2 separate regions of the Homo sapiens genome follow, and region 2 is linked to region 1. The links are chromatin contacts, found by Hi-C or POLR2A ChIA-PET in ENCODE. All regions are on one chromosome and are shown on one strand. Each heading gives the region's core, a stretch centred on a gene start or an enhancer-like site at or near the end of the contact. The rest is flanking DNA. Distances are from core to core; before and after follow the strand shown. Region 1 overlaps THSD4 (thrombospondin type 1 domain containing 4). Region 2 overlaps THSD4 (thrombospondin type 1 domain containing 4).

Region 1 (4,797 bases), core at 743-3,242:
ACAGAGAACCTCCTGTCAATCAAGATGACGGGGAACAGAACATTGACTTTGCTGGTGCTTCTGTAAATGTGACACATCTGCACTCTGAGGTTGTGAGATGAGGGGATATCCAGGTAACACCTGGTGAAGAATGAACATATGGTATGATATCAGCAGCTCCAGATGAACAGTGTTGCTCCCATGGTGATCTCATGACTGGTTAAATAATAGATGGATTTGTTCATTTGAACAAACATCTTTTGAGTAAGTATTATGCGCTGACTCACTGTGCTAGATAGTGGAGGATCAAAGATGAGTAAGACAAGGTTTGTTCCTAGTTTAGGATTTTTCTGTGCATCTGTGGGGAGGTAGATACGTAAATCAAAAAGGGCAATAAAGAATGATGGGTGTCTTAAAAGAGGTCTATTTGGGGCACGACAGGGAGAGGAAGCCACCCTCTCTGGGGACCAAGAGTAACAGCACTATAGAAGAAATGACACCGAAGCTGTGTCTTGCCAGGTGAACAGCTATTTGCCATGTGTACAGATAGGAAAAGGTATTCCCCATAGAAAAACAAGTAGGGACAGAGCCCAGAGGCATGGCCTATTCAGAGAGCTGTACGTGGTTTGGTATGGTTGGAATGTTTGCTTTAAGAATGGAGAGGTAGGCAGGGGCTAGATCATGGAACATACTGAATGCCATGCTAAGGAATTTGGACTTTTATCTGTGGACAATGGGGAGAGGTAGAGTGGGCACAGAGGCAGGGGAATAATTTATATTTTAGAATCCCTCTGACGGTAAAATGAAAGCTCACCTGAAAAAGAATAAGAAAAGGAAGGAAGACTAGTTAGTAGACCACTGCAATGGTCCAAAGAAGATGATGTGAAATGAAGCTCTTCTGAGACTTCAAGAATAAATAGAACTGGGTCACCAATGATCATGGAGAGGTGGGAATGAAGAAGGCATCCAGCTGGTCTGTCATGGGGACTCATTGAGTGGAGGTGTCACTCACCAAAATCAGAAACCCAAGAGCGTGCACAAGGGAGGAAGAAAATATAATGAGCTCAGGTTTAGTCACGTGCAGCGTGAGGTGCTGTGAGATGTGTGGGTAGAAATGGAAAGCAGTGAATTAGCAGATGAGTCTGGTGCTCAGGAGAGAGGCATGGGCTACAGACGACACATGGATTCTCTTGGTATATTTCTGTCTTCTGACTAAGAGTTACATTGACATGTGACTGGACAAGATTAACAATGACACCAGTGGCTGTAGAAGAGACGGCATCAGTCTGGGACTCTTCAGGTGGACCCCATGCTTTAGAATTCTCCACTGAGTTCTTCAGAATTTGTGATTTGCAATATCTTAGATGGAAGGGATCTAGCAGTGATCCTGTCCAAATCTGCACTTAGTGTAAACATCCCTTTTTGGCACCAGTTTCTCCAGCTTACCAGTTTGTCCACACTCAACCCAAATACCTCTCTGCGTGCCTGTCCACCCAGCAACCCACCATTCATCATGCATTTATTAAGCACTTGCACCGTTTTAACAGGGAAGGTGTTATAACAAGGAATAGGCCATTCATTGTGGGGAAGTTCTAGTTCTTAGGAACTTTTTTTTAAATGCAGACAAAAGGTCTATTAGATCAGAAAGGACCACCTCAGCCTTGGATAACCATGAGACAGACAGATTTTCCACTGAGAAGCAGCACCTATGCTTTAGCAGTGTGGCTGTCTTTACTTCTAGGATTTGCCTCAGGGCCTTTCTTAAAATGAAATGAGATAACATAAAACAGAAGCATTTGAAGAGTATTTGTTATGCACCTTTGCTTTAGTTTTGAAATTCTATTTTCCCATTGTGCTTTCATTCAATATAGAGCTTAACAGCTGAAGCAATGTATGTTGTAGAGGGAATGGGGTCAGGATACAGCTTTGAACATGCACCTTTTATGCTTTTCAAAAAGCGCAACGTGGAAATTTTTTAACGAGTGATCTGGGATGCTGCGGTTCTGCAAATGCCCAGCAGGGGGACCTGGAAGGGACAACATACAGGTTTGCTGTGTTTTTTGTTTTGTTTTGCCTCTGAACTTAACATGTATTTTCAAAGGGCTGTTTCAATGCTTCCTCTTTGCAAAATTCGATGTTCTCCCTCCTTACTCTAAATTCAGAAATACACTGTAGCTTCCAAACAACATCAGGTGGGGTGCTCATATATACATAGAGAGAGAGAGGGATCTGTTTTTCTTTTAATTACAGGTTGGACATCAGTCGATAGAAGCCAAGTTGGGTAAAAAGACCTGCAGAGAGAAAGGATAGCTTCACCTTTCGGTCACAAACAGCATTTATGAGCAACCAGAGCAACCCAGGGAGGCCAGAGAAGGGGAGAGCCTAGGCCAATCTCCCTAAAAAGGAATGCTTTGAATGTAAAAAGAAAAATCCTTAACATTTTTCCTCCTCCAACTTTGTATTTGGAAAGATTTCACACCTAAAGAAAAAGTTGCAAGAATAGTTCAACCAACATTCATGTACCCTTCACCTAGATTCAGTGAACATTTTGCCACACTTGTTTCACTGTCTCTCTGCTCCCCTCTTTCTCCCCCTTTCTCTTGTATTTTTAGTGTATTCATAATTCTTTCAACATTTCTTAAGTACCTAATCTTCCTGGGTCTGCCCTCAAGGGGCTCATGGTTTATCGGAGGGTTCGATGCATAAACAGTCTAGCAAGAACAAGAAGGTGTCAAGCACAAGGGACTATGGGGACTGGAAACACAGTAAAAGGAGCAACGATGCCTGCCAGAATCAGAGATTGCTCTACCAAAGGTGACCTATGTGGGTACATAAGGGAAGAAAAAGATTTCCAGGCAGAGGGAACAGCCTATACCAAAGCAAAGAGGAAGCAGAGTCATGTGTCTGAGTTTTGTTTGTCCTGTTTTGAAACTTCTGCTTTCATCTCCTCCCTTCATATATATATATATATATATATATATATATATATATATATATACACACACACACACACATATACACACACATACATATATATATACACACACACACACACACATATATATATATATATATATATTTTTTTTTTTTGAGATGGAGTTTTGCTCTGTTGCCCAGGCTGGAGTGTAGTGGTGTGGTCTCGGCTCGCTGCAACCTCTGCCTCCCGGGTTCAAGCGATTCTTCTGCCTCAGCCTCCCAAGTAGCTGGGATTACAGGTATGTGCCACCACGCCCAGCTAATTTTTGTATTTTTAGTAGAGACAGGGTTTCACCATGTTGGCCAGGCTGGTCTTGAACTCCTGACCTCAGGTGATCTGCCTGGCTTGGCCTCCCAAAGTGCTGGGATTACAGGTGGGAGCCACTGCACTCGGCCTCATCTCCTTCCTTTGGATAGCAACAAGGGGCTGGGTGCGGTGGCTCATGTCTGTAATCCCAGCACTTTGGGAGGCTGAGGTGGGTGGATCACGAGGTCAGGAGATGGAGACCATCATGGCCAACACAGTGAAACCCCATCTCTGCTAAAATACAAAAAAATTAGCTGGGTATGGTGGTGCATGCCTGTAGTCCCCACTACTCAGGAGGCTTAGGCAGGGGGATCGCTTGAACCCGGGAGGCGGAGATTGCCGTGTGCCAAGATGGCGCCACTTCACTCCAGCCTGGTGACAGAGCAAGACTCTGTCTCAAAAAAACAAAACAAAACAAAACAAAAAAGATAGCAACAAGGGCTACCATTTAGCTACTGCATGCTTACTAAGCTGTGCCAGGCATTGTCTAGGGCTCTTTTATGCACCGTCTCATTGAATCCTCACAAACCTGCGGGGTCAGTACTGCTCTCATCCCCGCTTTACTAAAGTGGAAAATGAGGCTCAGAAAAGTTAGGAACTTAATAAAGGAGATCCAGCTCCTGAGAGGCAGGGTAGTAAGTCCTACTGCATGTTACTATATCTTCTTAAAGTTCTACAGGTGAGGCTGGACATGGTGGCTCACGCCTGTAATGCCAGCACTTTGTGAGGCCAAGGCGGGCAGATTACGAGGTCAGCAGTTCGAGACCAGCCTGGCCAACATAGTGAAACCCCGTCTCTACTAAAAATACAAAAATTAGCTGGTGTGGTGGCGCACACCTGTAGTCCCAGCTACTCCTGAGGCTGAGGCAGGAGTATTGCTTAAAAAAAAAAAAACCCCAGGGGGCAGATTTTGCACCACTGCACTCCAGCCTGGGCAAAAGAGCAAGACTCCATCTCAAAAAAAAAAAAAAAAAAAAATTCTACAGGTGAAACTCTCCAAGGACACTGAGGCTTTCTTCCATCCCTCTCTCCCGAACCCTGTTGCCCACTGATCCCAATATCCAGTTACAATATCCTGGACAATTTCTGCACCTGGTCACTGCCTGTCTTTGCTACCCCCAGACATCAAGATCCATGCAAATGACTTCCCAGACACATCCCCGCATCACCATCACCATTACCCATCACCAGCACTGCTATTTATTATTCACAATGCACCCTGCACTGAACCCAGATCATTATACATGAAACATCTCATTTAATTCCCCCAGAATTTTATGATGTGGACTCAGTATCTCAAATTTATAGATAAGAGGACTGTGTCTCTGAGAAATTTTATGACTTGCTTAAGATAATCTGACTAGTGAATTTATACACACTCCTGGTCTGAGAAGAGCCAAAGAAGGACTGAACTAAACAACAACAAAAAAACAGATTCAGAACTGAGTCTGAAGAGCAGTTCACTTTGCATGTCCATACATAATTGCTCCCAAGTGTAATTTACAGTTCTTGATGTTATCATCAAGGAGCAATTA
Region 2 (4,797 bases), core at 1,504-4,003, 340 kb before region 1:
AAGCAGATATTTCAACCAGTTTATTGTCTGACTCTTCTTTTTAGAGGGCGCTATTTGCAGGAGAACAGAACGCGAATAAGGCCAGAGAAAGCACACGCTTGTCAACAAAGCAGATATTTCAACCGGTTTATTGTATCTTTACAATAATAAAAATAAATTAGTCACACACAAAAATAGTCATTTTTGCTGAAGAGAAAACAGACCATATTTACTCACATAATTCGCCTTCTACCTTTCACCTGCTTATGTAATAATTTAACACTGTAGAGGGGACATGGAGGTGACGGAGTATTTAGTGGGTTCCTTGCTCCTGGCTGTGCAGTTCACAGGCCCCACAGGCCTTGGCCCCAGCATCCCCAGCAGGGACAGTGGAAGTGTCAGAGCAGTAAATGCCACCACTTCCCTCTCAGCCTCTCCCTGTCCCCGCCAGCCACCTGCCTCACCCACGGCTCTAACCAAGCCCACCGAGCAACTGACGCTGCCAGTCTAACAACGGGGACAAAGCAAAGAGAAAGGGATAACAGACACCCTCCCATTTCCTTCTCCAAATGTCTGTGGATGAGGGGAAGGCAGATTAGATGAGGAAATATAATATTTAAGATGAAAAAGTAGCAATCAGGTTCAGGTACAATGCTACCTGAATGAGTCGAAAAGCAGAGTAATTTATATTTGATCTTAAACCTCAGGGAACTGGACTGATTAGCATACTAAACAATTGTAACTATGGACTGAGAAAAAGACATCAATCATCGTACAGCGACATTCCAGGAGGCTGGGTTAGTATGATCACATGCTTTCACACAAATGTGGATCGCATATGTAAATAAATACCTATCAGGTCCCTTTAAAATTAACACATTCTAAATAATAGAACTATTTTGGTGTAGTGACTCATTCTGCAGATAGAGTTCAGAATACATATTTCCTATAAACATCTTGTATTTACAGAGAACAAAATAATAAGTTATAACAAAGTATATCCTTCTGTCAACTGAGTCGTGGGGAAGGGGTCAAGGCAGGGGGTATTAGTTTGTATAGCAGGTGGCTTCCCTCTCGCAAGAGAAAGGACTGAGAAAGTTGGCTGGAAGTTTTCACCCTCTTGCGGTCACACCCTCAGCACGATGGACACCCCCCCCCTCCATCATTATCTGCTGAAATGAACAGGAATGGGGGGTGGTTCAGGGTGCAGGGAGTTACTTTGCCCCTGCAAAGGTGCAGAAACTCCAGTCGAGCTGAGAAAGAGTGATGGTATCTATAGGGTCCTAGGCAAGCCATGGCTCTGCTTACACCACGGTGAGAGACCCTGGGCAGGCAGCCCCCCATCCTGCCGCTCAGCTACGCCTCGATGCAGACGGCGGCTCTGACCAACTTGCCAGTGTTTCTCTGAGACATGAGGCCGCATTCAGCTCAGGGTTTCAGTCCCACAGTGGGCTCCCCATGGCTGACAGGGTGGCAAAAGTCAGAAACGGAAAGTGCATAGCTGTGTACTTGCCTTCCCCCACCAAACAAATCACCTAAAGCTCTTCTACTCACAGACTCCCCTAAGCCCTGAGTGGAGACGGCCCTGAGCATCACGTTGCCCAGCCAGATGCTTGAATCCCCTCTCCAGCATCCCTGGCAAACGGCCTCTGCTTCCACCTCCAGTGATGGGTGGGTCACCACCTACCACAGTCCCTCTATCTCTGGAAGGCTCCAACTTGTGAAAAGCTGGGTCTCTGCAGGAGCTAAACTGTGCCTGCCTGTAGCTTCTTGGTCCTGGTCCTAGGAGAGCTCTCCTTGTGCCCTAGTGCCTTCTCCAGCCTGAGGGTTCTCATGAAGTCCTTCCTGCTGTTTCTGAGAGTCTGCACACTTCATCAGGACGGGGCATTGATAAACTGATGTTATTATAGATGATCGGTTTTCTTCTTAAAGTATGGTTCCGGCAAATGCAAACACAATGTGATGTGATCCTCACCACTGTTTTCTCCTCACGTAGCCTGCATGTCTGTGGGTTTTGTTTTTGCATGGTTCCATCCCACTTTGACTCACACTGAGCTTAGTCAACTGAAATTCTTGCCTCTCTCCCACCTTGTATTTAGTTTTTCATTTTAGCCCAAATATAGTACTTTATGTGGATTCCTGGTGAATTTTTAACATCCAAGTTTTATTCTAGTCTCCCTGATCTTTTTGGATCCAGCACGTGTCACCCAAGCCATTGGCTCTTCAACTTCACGTCACCCATACATTTTGTGAGGAAGCCATCGATATTTTCCCATGTAAACCATATTAAAATGTTTTATATGGCAAGGATCAAATACTAGTCTCCACCCACAAGGCTGATATAGATTATCCAGCCTGTTTTAAGGGAAGTCATGTTTCTTTTTACCACTTATATTTATGTCTTCCTCCTCATTAGAATTGATATTCCAACTATAAAGTGGCTATCCGAATGAAAAGAAAACCCACAACATTTGTTTAGACAGGTCCTGGTAATATCTGGATTTCTCTGCCACATAACTTGATGAAAATACACCAAGCTCGTGTCTTCTCTTTTCTGTCCCTTTGTAAGGCCATTCTTTTTAAAGCAAAAAGAGTGTTGAATGCTAAATACTTTGAGAATAAGTAGATGAGTACATAAGAAAATAAAGAAAAAACCCTCCAAGAACTCTGGGCCAGAGAGGTAAGGTAAAGGGACAGGTAGGCACAGTGCGGAGAATTCTTGTCATGTTCTAGTTCCCTGGGGGCGGGGACAGGCTGCCTTGCCCTCCCTGGGGTCCCCAACAGCTTGCAGGCAGCGGGCACTGAGCATACCTTTACGGAACTGAACTGACTCCCTCTAGTGGCTGGCTTTAAATGGCTTTTTTTTTTCTTTTGGTGTTTTTGTTTGTTTTTTTAGTTGTATTTCTTAGGCCATCCCTTTTCTACAGAGAGAACCGCAAGTCATCGTGAGGGTGGAAAGAATCGATAGTACTAAATGTCCTTTGCCTAGGCTGCAAGAGGCACAATTTCCTTTTTCAATGGATGAAAGTAAAACGGCAAACTATTTTTGTTTGGACTTTGTTGACTTTTGTGAGGAAACCATATGACAGCTTTAATATCTAATTTTAAAATTCAGAGCAGGAAATGAGGCAATCCCGTACACAGGCCAAGAAAAAAACCGTATCAAAATGTAAATATCAATTCCACATTACGGCCAGTTAAAGAACAATGGGAAGACCAAGAAGGAGATGGCAGTGACAGAAGAAAGGAGAGGGGGAAATAATGGGCACTAAGAAAGCAGAAAGAGACATATTTGGAGGGAGATGGCTACCGAAATCTGGGCTTTTCTTAGATCCTCTCCAAGGAAAGTTATCACTGGAAATACCCAAGGCCCTGATTGTATGCACTGTGCTAGGGAGAAAGACATTCAGATGCTGAAATAAAAAACTAGGGAATTAGTAAAAATTGGATCTCTAAGACAAATAAATTGATCAAACTATAATAATAATCAAACTTCTAATAATGTATAACCTCTCCAGAGATGAACTCCAAGAACAGCTCAATGGTTTGTTGAAAAAAAAAAAGAGACCCCTGGTTTATGCACTTTCTCCCCAAGGGAGACATGGGGTTGATCCATCGGGTCTTCTTCAATTGCACAGTTGGCAGGCTGGCCATTCCCATGGAGGGTCATTCTCCTTTTAAAGAATGGTTAGGTAACCTTCAGCAGCCATAGGGCACTTTAGACATAAAGAGACAAAGCCATCACTGACCCAGCCCAGCCACGAGAATTCCTGAGTTGGAAGAACCAGGGTGTTCACCTCCCACTCAACAGAGAATTCCCTTTAAGGACAGAGCGCTCTCTCATGTGTGGTGGCCCTTGCCTCTGTTGGGCGGCTTTGATGGCTAGAAGGTGTTCCTTTAACTTGAGCTAAAACAGCCTTTCTCTCTTCCACTCATTGATCTTAGCCTGCCCTCCAGCATGAAAAGAAAACCTCTTCAAATGACTGGCTTGCTTGGAAAGATCTGAGAGCAGCCACATACAGGAACAACTCTCCTCGTGACAAGCAGCAAAACAAGTGGTGAGTGGAAAAGAGCAGGCCCTGAACAGCACCAGTCAATATGCTTGGCCTCTCTGGTCTCTTTTCACTTTGTCGGTTTGGGAGCCTGGGCCTCTGCCAGGATGCTTATCTGTAGGAGTTCCAAGAGAATCAGGAGATGGGGATGCTTTTGGGAAATGATGCCTGGGGCTCCCTAGAAGAGAAGCTGGAAAGCTACCCACAGAAAGGCCAAATAGAATTTCTGAAAGCCCCAGGTTAGTGGAAGCCTAAAGAGCATGTCAGGCCAGGTTGCCATACTGCTTCCAAAAGCTGCAAACCATCATCACAGTGGCAGATTTGTCAGCTAAAAGAGCAAATGGGGGAAACACTTTGCTAAGAATCCAGGCTTGCTCTAAAAGGGAAATATGCTCAGGACCATAAGACAAATTTTCTGTAAGTTTAACATTTGTTTAGCTTGCCATTTTTTCTTAATGGGTAAAACATACATATATTCCTCTTAACTGTTTTCAGAGGGTCCACCTTTCAATATGCACTGCATCCTTCCAGGCCTGCGGCCTCTGGAACTGGATAGTTGGGGAAAGTGAATTGGAAGAGATGGGGAAGGGTCCACAGCTCCTTGTCGCAGGCCAACTGCATTAATGCAGAGCTTGGTGCTCAAGTCTGGGGGTGGGCCATATGGACTGTGAGTCATGGGGGAGGGGAGGAATTTGTGGCCACAGAGGGAAATTCATAAACAAAACCAGAAAGACCAGAAAGAGACTTTTTCTAATACAGCAGTGTT

Evidence for each region. A loop is a pair of places that touch in the nucleus more often than their neighbours do. ChIA-PET counts read pairs that join two places held with the same protein, here RNA polymerase II (POLR2A). Pooled maps may share reads with other maps.
Region 2: a pooled map shows a loop between it and region 1 (2.0-fold over the local background). The contact joins two enhancer-like sites. A Hi-C loop is called at or near these places in 4 of 50 pooled maps. POLR2A ChIA-PET finds 5 or more read pairs at or near these places in 2 of 52 experiments (IMR-90 and WTC11).

Annotation. Positions count from the first base shown.
Region 1 is chr15:71,440,841-71,445,637 of GRCh38, reverse strand. The region is part of intron 7 of THSD4 (thrombospondin type 1 domain containing 4); the gene reads right to left. Among named protein-coding and RNA genes, the nearest start is that of THSD4-AS2, 250 kb to the left of the region's middle. Within about 2 kb of position 1,992, at least 4 of the 41 ENCODE cell types and tissues checked have a DNase peak (open chromatin) inside an H3K27ac peak, as active enhancers do.
Region 2 is chr15:71,778,592-71,783,388 of GRCh38, reverse strand. It overlaps THSD4 (thrombospondin type 1 domain containing 4), which reads right to left. Exons shown (of 18, transcript NM_024817.3): 18 at 6-4,797. Among named protein-coding and RNA genes, the nearest start is that of NR2E3, 30 kb to the left of the region's middle. RefSeq lists an enhancer at 1,340-1,429. Within about 2 kb of position 2,753, at least 11 of the 41 ENCODE cell types and tissues checked have a DNase peak (open chromatin) inside an H3K27ac peak, as active enhancers do.